Linked DNA regions of Mus musculus: region 2 is linked to region 1. A link is a loop called in an ENCODE intact Hi-C map of the cell type or tissue named here. Cell type or tissue: left cerebral cortex. All regions are shown on one strand. Links, peaks and the distances in the headings refer to the core of each region. The heading gives the core; the rest is flanking DNA.

Evidence for each region. Hi-C counts contacts between places; a loop is a spot of excess contacts. Peaks named below come from ENCODE experiments on the same cell type or tissue, not always from the same donor. Only the 100,000 strongest peaks of a DNase experiment are listed, where the experiment ranks them.
Region 2: a loop joins it to region 1, with 7 times the contacts of the local background. A loop is called at or near these places in 4 of 42 quality-filtered maps.

What each region holds. Positions count from the first base shown.
Region 1 is chr19:23,569,462-23,577,358 of GRCm38, forward strand. It overlaps 1700028P14Rik (RIKEN cDNA 1700028P14 gene), which reads right to left. Exons shown (of 6, transcript NM_026188.2): 5 at 3,024-3,081. Among named protein-coding and RNA genes, the nearest start is that of Gm34012, 77 kb to the left of the region's middle. In left cerebral cortex, for the core only: no CTCF peak of the experiment used is centred there; no DNase peak of the experiment used is centred there.
Region 2 is chr19:23,851,507-23,859,403 of GRCm38, forward strand. All of the region lies in intron 1 of Apba1 (amyloid beta (A4) precursor protein binding, family A, member 1), which reads left to right. Among named protein-coding and RNA genes, the nearest start is that of Gm34076, 62 kb to the right of the region's middle. In left cerebral cortex, for the core only: no CTCF peak of the experiment used is centred there; a DNase peak (open chromatin) is centred at 4,521.

The DNA of each region.
Region 1 (7,897 bases), core at 1,155-6,154:
GGGCTGCAACCTGGGGCTTTTGGTTTATTTTTTTTTTTTTTCACAGAAACAGAGATGAAATTAGACCTCACAACTTCACTTTGTTTAAAGATAAAATCAAATCTTGTGAAAATAAGGGACCAGCTCTGAAATTCTTTTGAAATAATGTATTCATTTCCTTCGTGTGTTTCTTTATTCTGGATGGGCAACTCACGTGTTATGGTGCATATGGATGTCAGAGGACAACTTTCGCGTGTCAGTTCCCCCCACCCACCAGGTGGATTTTAGGCATGAACTTAGGTTGGCAGGCTTGGTGGTTAATGTCTCTACCTATTCAGCCATCTCACTGGCCTTTAAAAACAAGTTTTTGCATGTGTATACGGACTGTAATTTTTTATTATGTTTTGTTGCACTAAAAAATTCTAAAAAATACAAAGGTAAAGAAAATCATCCAATTTCACCTTTAATAGACAATTTTACTGACATTTTGAGAGTTTCTCCATGTTTTTTAAATTCTATATATATATTTCCATATAGTTTTGTTGAAATACACACATTTATGTTAATTTTTTTAACCTTCAGTGAAGATTTACTAAGAACTATTCATGAACAATGTAAAGGCTCAACAATGCCACCTATGATTATAAAGTACTGACACTATCCCTAATACTACATATTGACACACTCTCCAGGTTTTGCTACTATAAATAGTACACTGGCTAGTATATTTGGCTGTAGTTTTGTCCTTATTTTGAATTATTTTTACTTGAAGAAATTTCCTTAAAGGAGATCTATTGGGTTAAGTGGTAACCTAATAGAGACTGACAAATTTCTTTCCAGGAAGGATGAAAGCATGCATTATCTGCCTAACAAAAAATAAAACTAACCACCTCCTTCTATCTTTATTCCCACTCGTTATCTGTGAAAGTATTGCCAACTTCATTAGCAAAACATCTTAACTCATATTTCCTACTTTTTGGCTAATTGTATTTCCTACCATATAAATTGCCATTACGTGTTCTTTGCTCATTTCTGTAGGATCTTCAACATTTTTCTTGCAATAATTGTTCCTATATGTGTTAAATGTATCTATCCACAAGCTATCATACTTTCTGTTTTTACATAGTAAGAGTTATTTTTTAACAGAAAAAGTTAGCAAGAATTGTAACATTTGTGGCATCATAAATTCTTTTCTTATCTAAACTGATAAAAGCTGAATCAGTTTTACAACTTTTTCCTATTTGCTCATTCTATTTGTTCTTTCAAATAATTTCTATTATCTTAAATTCTGATAGAAGGCAAAACCCATGGAGATTTTAGTCATATTAAACATATGCATTTCATTCATAATTACTTTTCTAGTCTTGTCTCTTTCATACAGCTCTTGGGACCTTTTGTTTTGTTGTTATTAAGCAAATGAAAGAACTCAACAGCTCCATCCTCTTCTTGAGTTCCTTGGGAGCTGGAACCAACCAGAAGCTGCAGTTAGACTCCAGCCTTAGCCAAGAGCCATGCCCTTCAGTCTTCATCCCCTGCCTCTCCCTTTAATGGTAGTCTGGTTATTTAGGACTGCAAAGGATGGAGTAGCTAGCACAAGGTCTTTTCTATCATGCTCTGCTGACCAAATGAGTCACCTGAAAACCCAGATTCTAGTGACTCTGAAAGTTAGAAAGTCTGTTTCTTTGGGTCTAAATTGCAATATTTCTTGATTGACCTTGGAAAAATTCTCTTCAAAAATGTATTTCATGGGCTCGTGAGATGGCTCAGTGGGTAAGAGCACCGGACTGCTCTTCTGAAGGTCCGGAGTTCAAATCCCAGCAACCACATGGTGGCTCACAACCATCCGTAACGAGATCTGACTCCCTCTTCTGGAGTGTCTGAAGACAGCTACAGTGTACTTACATATAACCAATAAATAAATCTTTTTTAAAAATGTCATGTTGCTATAATTATCTGTATGTTTTTCTCCTTTACAATGTACTGACTAGTTAGTGTTGAATGGATGAAAACATTTATTCATCCTGTTTACTTATCCCTGTTTATTTTACTGGCTAAGATGCATAAGGTAAATCTAGTAGGAATGCACATCTATTTTGTTTCTGTTATATAGTTTCTTCCCTCCCCTTCTCCTCCTCCTCCTCCTCCTCCTCCTCCTCCTCCTCCTCCTCCTCTTCTTCTTCTTCTTCTTCTTCTTCTTCTTCTTCTTCTTCTTCTTCTTCTTCTTCTTCTTTTCTTCTTCTTCCTCTTCCTCTTCTCTTCTTCTTTTCTTCTTCTTCTTTTCTTCTTCTTCCTCTTCCTCTTCCTCTTCCTCTTCTTCTTCTTCTTCTTCTTTTCTTCTTCCTCTTCTTCTTCTTTTTTTCTTCTTCTTCTTTTCTTCTTCCTCTTCCTCTTCCTCTTCCTCTTCTTTTCTTCTTCTTCTTCTTCTTCTTCTTCTTCTTCTTCTTCTTCTTCTTCTTCTTCTTCTTCTTCTTCTTCTTCCTCCTCTTCTTCTTCTTCTTCTTCTCTCTCTCTCTCCCCCTCTCTCTCTTTCTCTCTCTTTCTTTCTTTCCCTAACTCTTCATTCTTGAGGTCAACCCAACACTTTTCACAGACTACTGAGGCTTCCCCTCCAGTCCTGTTGCTTAATTGTTAGAATGTAAATACATTCAAAGCTATAATAAACTGGACCTCAAAAAAAATCAATGCTCAATTTCTCAGAGCTAAATTAAGTCCCATACTTGTATATGCTCATTAGATAAAAGTAAATAGGAAGGTGGTTTTCATTCCGGGTAAGTCCCATTCAGGGTGGAGGCAATAAACAAACAAGGAACAAAGCGATAAATATGTCTTAGATACTGTAATACTTTCTCCCCTAAAATGCCCATTAATTTCCAAAATCAACCATAGCTATTATACATCCCATTGATTCTTAAAGCCGACAGTGTCTCTTAATAAATATAAGACATTATAAATCTCAGCAACCCCTTCTCACCAAGAGTAACTTATGCACTAGATGTGATGAGTCCCATACACGGGTGGGATTACAGTATGATTCTTGTACTTACAGGTGGTGGATATTCATACTGTGGAGTGAAATCTTCAGAATACGTTGTCGAAAAACACCTGGGAAGGAGAAGCCAAGATGTCAGAAAAAGAATGTCTCCCAAAAGAAAGATAGTGGCGTGAAACATATATGTTTCAGGAAAGATCGACACTGATAAAATTTTTTAAGTCCAGTCTTCCCAGGCCCTCCACAGTTCTACCTGTCTTCAGCAAGCATTCCTTCAATTACTTCTAATTCTTCACAAGGCAATGTGCTCCTGTCCTAGCACTTATAGCTACCAAGTCCCATGTTTGAATCCTAGGTGCTCTGTGGTCTCCAGATTCTATCATCCACTTTCTCCCTCAAAAATCCTTTGACCTCATGCCCCACATTCTGTGCTAGGTAATGACTAAAGAGATTGTGATAGATACCAAGGTGTCTAAGATCATAGACTGTCCCCAGCCTCTACCTCCTAACCATACAGAAATGCTAGATGAATCGTTTGTCTTCCACTGGGAATGTAAGCTAGCCCAGTTCAAAAGGAAGTCTCTAGAGTGATGGAGATGAAGACACACACTATGAAAACCAAGAGAGCTGACATCCTAAGCCTCCAGGGCAGAGTTTTAACTATAGGTAATGAGTAAGCAAAGTGATCCTAGGCTCACTGTACTTGCACATTAAGGAGACTAGGCAAACCCCAGTTACAAGCCAAAAGGAGCCTAGTTCCTATATTTAGAATTCTGGGTAAAGAATAATTTGTTCTTCTATAAAAATGAAACTGTACTTGTGTTCCCAGCAATATTTTAGAAATGGATAGTCAAAGAAAATATCTAGATTTTCTTGGTTTTCTTTTTGTTGCTGTTGTGTTTGTTTGTTTGTTGTTGTTGTTGTTGTTTTGTTCAAAACAACAAAATCCAATTTAGGCAGGCTAATGGATCTGGGTGGAAGATTTAGCTTGGTGGTAACCAGCAACTACTGCCAGCTTTCTCAGTGTTGCTTCCTGGCAGCATCAGTGCCCGAGAGCTTGAGAGTTATGAGAATTCAGTCTTTCCTGTGTTTGGAGGAAGACACAGTGGATAGCAAACTCTAGATGCTCAAGTGCCTTCTGTACATTTGTATGTGTGTATAGCACAAGCACATCCTTCTATACATTGTAAGTTACCTCTAGATTGCCTATACTACTTAACATACTGTAAATGTTAAGTAGCGTAGACACTTCATTGTTTCAGAAATAATTATTTTTTTAAAGTCTGTACATGTTTAGCCAAGAGTTGTTTTCCTTTCAATTATTTTCATTCCAAGATTGATTGAATCTGCTGACGTGAAACCCAGGGTATGATTGCAATTGAGTCTTATCCCAATTTACTGAATTAGAATCTCTATGGGCAGGGCTCAGCATTCTGAAGTTTAACAATCCCTCTAGAGAATTCTGATACACACTTGAGTTTGAGTGCCTCTGAGTGAAAGAACAAAACTAGAAATTCACGTGAGAGGAGAGAAGTCCTAAAAGGAGGGGGAAGAGATAGTAGAACATATGTGATAGGAAAGTCACAGGATGTGGTCAGGGGCATGCTAGCGTTAAAGGTTTAAGTAAAGATGGGGATAAAGAGATGAGGAGGAGGGGGTTGGGGTGGGTCAACTAAAATTAGGACTGTATGAAAGAAGTCTTATGAAAATCTACTCCTTTGTAAACTAACTAAAAATACAGTTTAAAAAGAAGTCTGAACATAGGTAGCCTGTAAGAGGGAAAAAGTGCTTCCTCCAGAAGAGATAGCATATTAAATTAGAGCCCCCCAAAACAACTCAAACTACTGCCATTTCTCTTGGTTGTCCACTATGGCTATATGGTAAGATAATTTGCTGAAGACACAATGAACAGTGGTTAAAGGACACAAAGGAAATCAAACAGGAACTAACCTGGATACTTTCTCCCTGCCAGATAGCATTTATAGTGCTAGAAGATGCTATGTAGACCACTGGGAGAGAAAAGCAATCAGTGGACTCTGCCTGCAATAATGCCATCTTCTCTACCATAGCAACAGTGGCATGACTGTTATGGAAATAACCAATAGCCTTCCAGTTGGACTTGAGGATTGCTCCACAGAGGGGAATTCATGCCTGGTACTGTAACCCTAAAACTAAAACTCCATGGTTGGGGAGGTCAAAGGCCCTAGGAGGGAACTTAGTACTGTTCTGATAATTGGGCATGTCATCAAACTATCTTCTCAAAATTTATGTTTAAATAGCACAGCTTTCAACCTCGGTCAGAGAAGCTTCTTTTTCAGTAAAAAGCAATCTGTGTAGAGTCTCATAACTGGTCATAAATGCTGAGAATAAGTGACTGTTGAGTGCTCAGATCTAAATTGGTTCCTTATCAATATCCATCCATATACCTCAAAGCTCAGAAAATATCACATAAAAGGGGGGCAGAAAGAATTGAAGATTTTGAAGATGGGGAGGACTTCTGTGTAGAGTAATGTCTTCCAGACATGACATAGTCATTGCTTTTATGAACTCAAGGTAGCTGTGGTTATTGGCATAAGACCTGCATAGTCAGTCAACATTCCAGCATGAAGAGGAGAAGAGCTACTGGCAAGTGGTAGCTGTTAGGGGAGGGATGTCATTTTTCTTCTTTGGGGCTTTAGCCATGCTCTGGTGGATAGACCTATCTTAGTGAGTATGCAGGCAGTACTAACTGGACCCAGTGGTCAGTGGGTTGCTAGAAAAAAATAGAAAATTAGGAAGAAGGAAGAGTAAGAGCAGAAGAAAAGGTGGAAGGTAGACATATGGTGTGGGAACCAGAGGAGTGAGGAGGATGGAAGTATAGATAAATTCTATAACACATGAAATTATCAAGGGATAAACAAAAATTACAAAATGAAACAGGCTGGGCAGTGGTGGTGAATGCCTTTAAACCCAGCCCTTGGAAGACAGAGGCAGGTAGATTTCAGAGTTCAAGGCCAGCCTGGTCTACAGAATGAGTTCCAGGACAGCCAGGGCTACACAGAGAAACCCTGTCTCAAAAACAAAAGAAAAGAAAACAAAACAAAACAATAAAATGAATCAGATGTCCAATAATTTAATCTTCAAATCAGTAAATAAAATTTAAATGATCAATTTAATAGAAAGGAAGAAAGAAGGAAAGAAAGAAAGGAAGGAGATGGAAAATAAAGAAGTAGGAAAAATTTAGCAACTCAAAATAGTGAAGGATTTAATATTTTTGGCCTTAAATTGAATATCACACTATTTCTTAAAAGTCCATCTATATGCCTTAATACTTAACATAAAATTATTTTCAAAGAAAGCATAAAAGCAAAAAAATATATAAACACACAATTAAGTCTTAGCCAAGAGATATATTCTTCCAATAATAGGATATGGAAAAGGAAAAAAAATGTAAAAATCACTGGCTCTAGCGACCGTTACCCATGATTAAAAGAACAACTCACCAAGAATATGCCTAGGAATCCTACATCACTACACGTACAATATGTAAGATATGTAAGGCAGAAAAAGGCGGGATTCCAAAGATAAAACACAGTCACAGAGGAGAGACTGTAAAACATCCTTCCTGCCATTGGTTTCTTAGTCCCAAGTCTACCCATAGCCTCCAAAAACCACAAACAAGGGTAGGTCAACAACAAAGAGAACGAATTTGCACACTTGTCCCTAAGGAGAACATAGTGGAGCATGGGAAACACTATTTTAAATAAGTTCCTAGCCACTCCTGCTCCAGACCCAACAGACCAAATCAAAGTGGAACCGGTTTGTGTCAAATTCTATGCCTGCCATCCCCAACTAAATTATTTTATATGTTCTTTCAAGGATATGGGGACCCAGAATATTTTAACCTTTACAAAGAACAAAAGCAATTCAAGTCTTTTGTTTCTGCTCTCTATCAAAAGAGCCTTGTCTGCTTAGCTCACGGGAGCACTCTGTTTTCTTTCGTAGGATGAGGTATTTTCTGATTCTAGAATTGTGAATAAAAACCAGAGGGGACCTTTACACTTGCTATCATCTTGACTTTGACTCTACAAGCTTCAAATTGTGTGTGGATAGGTTTTTTTTTTTTAAATCCTGCCTCTAGAGCTAAATTAAAGCCCACATGGGACCAGATTCTGGCAGGAATTTCAGGGGAAGAGAAGGTAACAAGGGCTTGTGGGTAGACAGAACACCATAGACATCTCCTCCAAAAACAGCATCCTACCCTGATGGAGAGAGGTACTTCGATGGGAGGATTTGAACCACTGTTTTCAAGCAGGAATGAACAGAATGACAGTTCTGGGAATGCACTGTTTTGGAAACAGAGAGAGGCAATTAAGAAATTAAGGATCTTGGAGCTGTAACACAGCCCCACAGTGGCAGCAGGTCTCCACTTCCTACCCCACCCCGTGTCAATTAAACGTTGCTTCAGTGGATTAACAGAAGATGGCACTCTTGAACTAAGATAATAAGCAAACTTCCCGCTCTTCCCATTTCCCTCAGCAGTAGTACCTGGATGGGATGACCTGGGATTGTGGGAAAACCCAACAACATTAAAATAAGCAGAAATAGGTAACTCTACTATGAGGGCAGCAAAATTAAGCCCATGAGTATTCTTTCCTCCTGAAATGCTCCCCATCGCTGATGGAGCCCTCTATCAGCCTGTGTCTTTAAAGGTGTAATGCAGAGCCCAGAAAATGGAACAAGAATGAGTGCACAATACTTTGAGTAGGAATGCAAAATGCTGCTCTCTTAAGAGGAAAAAAATTTAAAATCCCAGAGAACATGCCAAGCAAGTTCTAAACAAGGTTATCAGATACAAGATTGCTGTACAAAGGAGTTTAGCCATGTATCAGCCAACAAAGAATGGAAATGTGGAGAGGGAAAGTGCTCACAACTGTACCATATTCTCCA
Region 2 (7,897 bases), core at 1,489-6,488, 280 kb after region 1:
GAGTGGGTAACAATGATGCCTTTGATGGGGAGGCATTAAAGCAAGGTAGAGTTGACACACCAACAGCCATGGGACGCAGGAGCTGGAGACAGAGGAGTCTAAGGTCCTTGTTTGTTTTACTCTAGAGAGTAAACTTTGAGTTGATCTTTAAAACATTTTAAAACTGCCACAAAAACAATAGCAACAGAATATCTGATTTTCATGGACTGATCAGGAAAGAAGAACTAGAAGCTACTCAAGCTAGTAGAATTCAGGAGAGGAGAAACTACGCAAAAGGCATAGGTAGCAGAAAGGGAAAGAATGGAAAAGAGAGAGACAGTTAATACTCATAATATAGAAGTAATTTATTAATGTATATAACACACATGCACACACACAAACATGGGCTTACATATACTCCACTTATACCAAAAGGGGGCTTTTACACAGAAACAATGCTTTAGGAATAAATAACTAAGAAAGTCCTGAAGTCCTGAGCCTGAACCTTGTAAATAAATGTGGTGAGGAGTTGTCAGCAGTTTTATAGAAACATTCAGAAATGTAAGCACACACACCTCACAAGAACATGAGAGCTCAGACAGACAAGAGACGACCAGAGAGTGACTTAAACAACATCTATATATGAATTCGACATTAACTGTGTAAATACCCCTGTCCCAAGTGGGGCACAACACCCATCACTGATATGAGTTGGACAGAAGGCCACGAAGTATCTAGAAAGGATAAGCCAAGGGTCTTCTTAAGGCAAAACCCAGATAAAGCAACAGGCTTCTACTTCTCCATTATGGTGAAGGAGCTGCGCTAAAATCACTCGGGGTGAATCATGTGCTCCTATTCCTAATCTGCTTCGTCACACTCTCTGGTAGACTCATAGTTTTCTTCGAAGAAGGAAAAGCATCATGGATGGATAAGGCTTCCATCCAGTCATTTCCATGTTACAAACATTTTCTGTTTGGGGGAATGAAGGAAATGAAAAGGCGGCAGGGGGAGGTGATGAATAAAAGTCCCTTGTCTAAAGTTTGGTTAATATAATCTGTGATGGATTTGGATTTTTTTTTCTTGGTCCTCAGTAATTCACCTCTGGGAGAGGTTGAATGACATCTTTCTCAGAACATATGAAAAAAAAAACAGATTAAATATCTTTCTCCCTGCTGTTACATTATATTTATACACTGAATACATTTAATAAGAGCCCACACTGTTGGACATAGATTCTCTGTGTGAAGTTGAATAAACCCATAGTTTATCATGGTGATTGTGGGAATTCTACTTAGATATTTGTCTCAGTTGTCTTTCATGATGTGTAAATAATCATTATCACAGCTACAGCAGTCAAGATTTAGATACTCTTAATTTGTAAGCCTAGAGTATTCTTAACCACGTATCAAGGATGCCTGTGAGCCCCTCGCTTTGTTAGGCTTCAGTATCTCTTCTGCATCTTTTGTTGACCTAGAAATTCCAGAGACAGCTCTGCTTTTAGGTCGATGGAATGCTGTGATCCCAATGTAAGCCAGCAGTCTCCCACGGGTGGCTCTCTTCAAGCTAGAATGATCCCATTTATTTATTACCATGGGTCCCTGCCCCTGCGAACGTTTTAGTTAAATGCTCACTAATTTCCCTTCTATGCTCTGCCTTTGCAAATTAGATATCAGACTGTCTTTTGGAGTCTTCCTGAACTTCCTTCAGTTACGGCTTTGATCACCGAATTATGTACCCCGTGGGTGTTTCGGTTGACACAGAAGGAATAAAGCAATCTGTCACCATTCATTTTACACTATAATTGAAGAACTAAAGCAACTATTGAGGGCAAGATATGCCCTACCTCTAGGGATTAGATTCAGTGTACAGATCTGGGCTTTTAAAAAGTAAGTGATGTTGGGTCCATCACAGAGCAACTAAGCACAACTGCACTTGGTCACCCACTCAGCCTGGGCATTAGAATCCTTCACGTGATAGAAGCTGCCTCTGGAGGCATCTGTAGAAACCCTGACAGGCTGTCCATCTTAGAGTTGGTGTCCAGCATGTCTCTGCTTTCCTATGTCTGGCCCAAGACTTCAGAATGTAGCATGTGAACATAATGACCATTTGGGAGGCTGCAGCTCATTCTTTGCTGACCAGGGGAAAATATGTCTTATCAGTTACATACTGATGTATTTTAATTGATTTCATATTTTCCATTTGATATACAGTAGGAGACACATCCTGATGGTGGCAAATCTGGGGTCATGGTTGAATAATTGCTGTATTTTAAGGTTTCCTGTGAAAGACCCAATTTACTGCATCAGAGTCCCCGTAAGAGAATTAATTAGCTAACGGTTCTTCTTGAGTAACAATTCGTGACCCATCATAAATACAGAAGTGGACTATTATTGTTTTCTGGTTTTGCCACATAGACATTTTTCTCGCTTTGAGTTCAACGTTAGGCAAGATTAGTCGGGCGCCTAAATCATATACAAAATCTTACAGTTAAGTGGACAGCAGCCTCATTATGTAGCCAGGTTATATAATTCTGATGAATAACATCGAGGTCATAGCCCATAAATGAGCAGAGAACCTAACAGTTCCCTAAAGAGAAAGTCGGACAGCCAGAGTGCACAGAGAAACTGTCCAACTCAACAATAAGCACCAAAATGTGAACTAAAGCAACCATAAAACATCTTCTCTCATCTTCAGGTTACTTATTTCTAAAACTTCTGGCAATAAAACTTGGGAAGTGGCTCAGTGGGTGAAGTGCTCACTGTGTAAGCTTGAAGTCCTGTGTTCAGATCCCTCACAGCCCAACAAGACCCATGATGGCTATAGCCCCAGCGCTGGGGATGGGGCAGTGGGGATAAACAGATCCTTCAAGCTCATTGGTTAGGCAGCCTAGCTGAAAAGATGAGTTTAAAGTTCAGTGAAAACTCTCTTCTCAAAAATAATGTGGAGAGCTAGAGAGCTGGCTCGGTGGGTGAAGGTACACTTGTTGACTAGCCTGGCAACCCAAATTCTATCTCTAGGAACCACGTGGTGGAAGTAGAGAACCATTTTCCAAAAGATGTCCCCCTAAACTCCATAAGGATTTCTGGAGTATGGGTGCCCATCTCTCACACACATATTAATGTTGCTAGTGATGATGATGATGGAGGAGGAGGAGGAAGAGGAGGAGGAAAAGAATTCTTCAATTATTGAAGGGTCTTGTTAAAATGGTAAATTTTCATATGTATTGCCAAAGTATTTGCCAAATTGTTCTACCATTTATACTTCCCAAGGATGTCACTATTCAGTGAGAGGTCCTTATCTCTCTATTTGCCAAATTGTTCTACCATTTATACTTCCCAAGGATGTCACTATTCAGTGAGAGGTCCTTATCTCTCTACACCTTTGTCTACATTGAGATGATCATACTTTGTTGTTAACTTTTTTCTAGATTTGTCCATTTTTATTTTATGTATTTGGGTGTTTTGACCGTATGCGTGTCTGTGTACCAGTTTCCATACAGTGCCCACAGAGGCCAGAAGAGGGTGTTAGATCCCTCAAAACTGGCATTCCGGATGGTTGTGAGCTGCTATGTGGGTGCTGAGAATAAAGCCAGGGTCCTCAGGGAGAGCAACCAGTGTGCTCTCAATCGCTGAATCATCTCAAGCCCTGAGGTAATAGCTCTGAAGCGCTGGCAATGATTGGATCCGTTGCTGTAAAACCCTAATACTTACAGGAATTAAACACCCATTTATGGAGAAGTTTTAGAACCCAGATAACATGTCTCTGAAGAAGACAAATGCTAGTTTAGATGGCCCCTGTTTCCACCGCTCACCTCCCCAGACAGGTGATCAGGAGGGCATACGGTGTCCAGCTCAGGGTGGACATCCATTCGTTTGTCTGCCCTTTATACAGTCTAACCTTCCTAATGCTGGGACCCTTTAATACATTTCCTCACGTTGTGATAGTCCCCAACCATAAAATCATTTCGTTGTTACCTCATAAATGTACTTTTGCTACTGTTATGAATTGTAATGTAAATATCTGATATGCAGGCTATCTGATATGGGATCCCTAAAGTGGCTGCGGCCCACAGGTCGAGACCCTCTGGTGTAAGGAAGATCTCAAAGCTGAGTGAACAACTCATTGCTATAGCTAGGCTCCTCCCATGCACTGGAAAACAGCTGTGCAAACGTCCCTGAATCCCCTTTCCATCATTCTATCATCCCCTACTGTTCCGAAGAAACCTGGACTGTCTCCAAGCAGGGTAATTGCCCACGGATGGAACGCTCTTACCTGTCGTTACCTCGCTTAGTTCTGAATACTTAAATCATGGAAACGGTGTCCTCTCAGGACACGTGCAAAACGTTGGACTCAACAACATCTCCCTCAGATAGCTCTCCATACCGTCACCTGCTTACCTGTGCAATACATCCTGAAGACGCTGCCATGCTGTGAAGGGAGCTGACTTTTCCACGGATGTTCTTACTACAGACCCGGGATGAATCGAGAAAGCTCATACACAAAGCCTTGTCACTGGGATCTGAGCTCGTCACTACATGTGTTTCCAACCTAAAAATACCTTCCTTCCATTCTAAGCTATTTTTAAAGTAGCTGTCTCATTTGAAATGCAGTGACAAAAGGCTCACAATCAAAATAATGCTATTTTAATGTAGAGAAAAAAAACAAAAAAATGAGATGTTTTTGGCTGGGGTGGCGCAGAACATCACTGGAGTCTGTTACTCTCAGCACATCAGACACATCTTTGTTGTCTACCTAAGTTCCTTGAAAGGGCTCTGTGCTGATGGAAATCTGTGGAGTCTGTGTGCTGGTGTTTTGGAACAGAGGTACTTGAGGTCTTCAACATCATGGGAGAGTCATCTGCATTTACATGTCTTCTACAAGTAGGAACCATGTTATGCTATCTCATTGTTGTCTTGGGATAAAAGCATGAACGGCCATTGGAATGTGGCAATCTCAGGTCAAAGTCTGGCTCCACTAGATACTAAGAATATGAGCTGAGTTTACCCAATGCCCTCAACCTGATTCCTCCTCTGAAATGTGAGGGAAAACATATATTTATCTGGCGAAGTGGTGAGGTTTTAGGAAAACATAGGTGATCTCTAAGAATCTATCAGCACAGGTGAATTGCACAGATCCAGATAATACCTGTGTCATTCAAGAGTCAACATATGGTCATTACAATATTTACCTTGGCTAACAGTGTGCAAAGGAGGTCTTTGAATAAGTTCCTTCCTGGATGACTTTGCAGCTGTGCATCGTAAATAATGCTCATTGGTTAAATTTCTTGTCTGAGTGAGGCATTTGCATGGGTGACACCCACTTCTCCTATTGCTTTCTGCTCAGTAGCATGCCCCGATGAGAAGCATCAGAGGTTGCCATTGTTTACTGAGACAGGGGGGAAAGAGCCCTTTTCATCAGAAAAGCCAGCAAGCCCATCAGGGACTCTATGCATGCATGTGCACCCATTATCACTGTACTGAACCGAATAGATTGAACTGGATACTCACTAATCCTGAGGCAGACACTTTCTAGAGTACAACAAAGATGTGTTCTGTTTCTGACAGGAACTTGCAATAACGCATCTACAACAATTTGTAAAAATATCTATGCTGATAACTTAGAATTCTCAGCTAATTTCTTTTTTAAAAAAAAAAAACTTTTAATAAGTTTTGAGAATTTCCATACGTGAATACACTGGTTTTAGATCATTTCTACCCAACTTTCTCTCTCTTCCCTGCAACTCCTCCCTTCCTCTATCCCTTCTCAGATTCATGACTTCATCTTCTATAATCATTATGATTATATACATACATACACACACACATACACACACACATATACACACACACACATACACACACACATACATACACACACACACACACACACACACACACACACATCCATCCTTCTGAGTACATTTAGTGTTGTTCACATATGCATGTGTCTCAGGCTGACCATTTGGACCTGGATAACCTATCAGGCCATTAATACCTGGAGAAAACTGATTCTCCCGCCCTCTAAATCCTTTGCCTACCCACAGTTCTTCATCTAGGGGTGGGGCTTTGTGAAATTTCCCTCACCCCCATTAGTGTTTCAACGACTGCAGCCATTATTTAAGTCTTCTTTAGGAAACCATGTTGTTGAGATTCCATGGGTGCCACATCCTGCCGTATCTAGAAGACACTGTCAGGGCAGGTGCCCTGGTCCTCTTACCAGCCCCCACCCCACCCTCTCTCCCACTGTTCCCTGATCGGTTCATTTCTTATCTCCATCTAGCCCAGTCTTCACCTCCATTAAGATCTGTCAGAAACACTATCCACGGTAGAACCAACCCAGATCTCCATTAGTGAGAGAATGAATGGATGGAAAAATTGAATGCAGCAACATACTAGTCCACAATTAAAAAAAAAAAAAATCTGAGGAGCTGTTTAATGCAGCACTATAAGGGAATCTTTGTTGATCCAATGGAGTCAGACTCAAAAAATATTAATGTAAGATTCCACTGTTATGATATTCAGAAATAAGTAAATCTAATCTACAGTGAGAGGGTCAGGAATGGGAGCCACAAATAGGGTAAAGAAGGAGTATTGACTAGAAAGGAGAGAACGTTTTTTGAGCGACAACAGCATCCTGTTATTTATAGATAGAAGGATGTGCAATTGCACACACACACACACACACACACACACACACACACACACAAATTCACCACACTGCACAGCTGCACAGCTCTTCCAGAGGACCTACGTTTGATTCCCAGCATCCACCTGGTGGCTTGAAACCATCTGAAACTCCAGTTCTAGGAGATCCAGTGCCCTCTTTTGGCCTCTTACGGTACTGCACACATTAGTGCACAGGAATGCATGTTGGCAAAACACCCATAGGCATCAAAATTAAATTTTAAAAAAGGACTTCTTACAAGGTTTAAAACTTACAAATTCTAATATTGTAAAGTATCTTTTCTGTTTTACAGAATTTATATTCTATAAATCCTATTACTCTGGTAGATTCTATAAACTTTTATTATATTTAGATAATATAAACTCTGTAAAAATGAAACTACCATTCAACCATGATCTTAAAACTAAATCAAACCTGCCAAGTTAGATTCTACAGTTTGAATACATTATTTTCTAATTTTTAAAGTTTTGTTCTGGAATAAGATTCAATATAAACAAAAGTCACTTTAACAGCTAGAGGGCGTATCTGTTTCAAATTCCAAAGTGACACTGATTTTTTTTTTTTTTTTTTTTTGAGTGTGTTAATATTATCGTCTAGAGAAAAGAACGGGCTGTTTTGTAAATTCATCTTCACAGCTTGGGCCTGTTAAGCTCCTCCGTGGGAGAAGTTGGAGGGACACATTGCTTGGAGCAAACGCTAGGTGTGCGTTTGAACTCCGTGGGCACTGATTTCATGCAGGACATCTTTGCTTTGTGTGTGAGACTAAGCGGTCAGCTGGGCTGCTCTCATTTGCTCTGTGGCATGAATTTGCTGAAGAGAAAGATACAATGTATCAGGCAGTGTATCACCGCCTCTCTCTTAGAAACCCAAACCCCACTCTTCTCACAGAGCAGCTACCAAGGCGCCTAGCTGAGTAAACCAGAGCCTGCGTCTGTCTCTACACCAGATTCTTTTTCAAACTGAAATGTTTCCGATTTGCCATTTCCTGGTACACAGAGTTTTGTTGTTGTTGTTTTGTTTGTTTCTGTTTTGTTTTGCACCAAAAGATTGTATGGAACCTCTTGGCCTCCAAAACTTCATAACATAGCTTGGAGTAATTAGGTTTTTTTTTTCTTCTAACAACAACTACAACAACAACAACAACAGGTCACCCAGACGACTTTCTGTGACAAAATAGCCGTGGTAGCAAAAAACAAAAAAGTGTTGGTTCTGAAGTTCCATACTCCAAAACAGG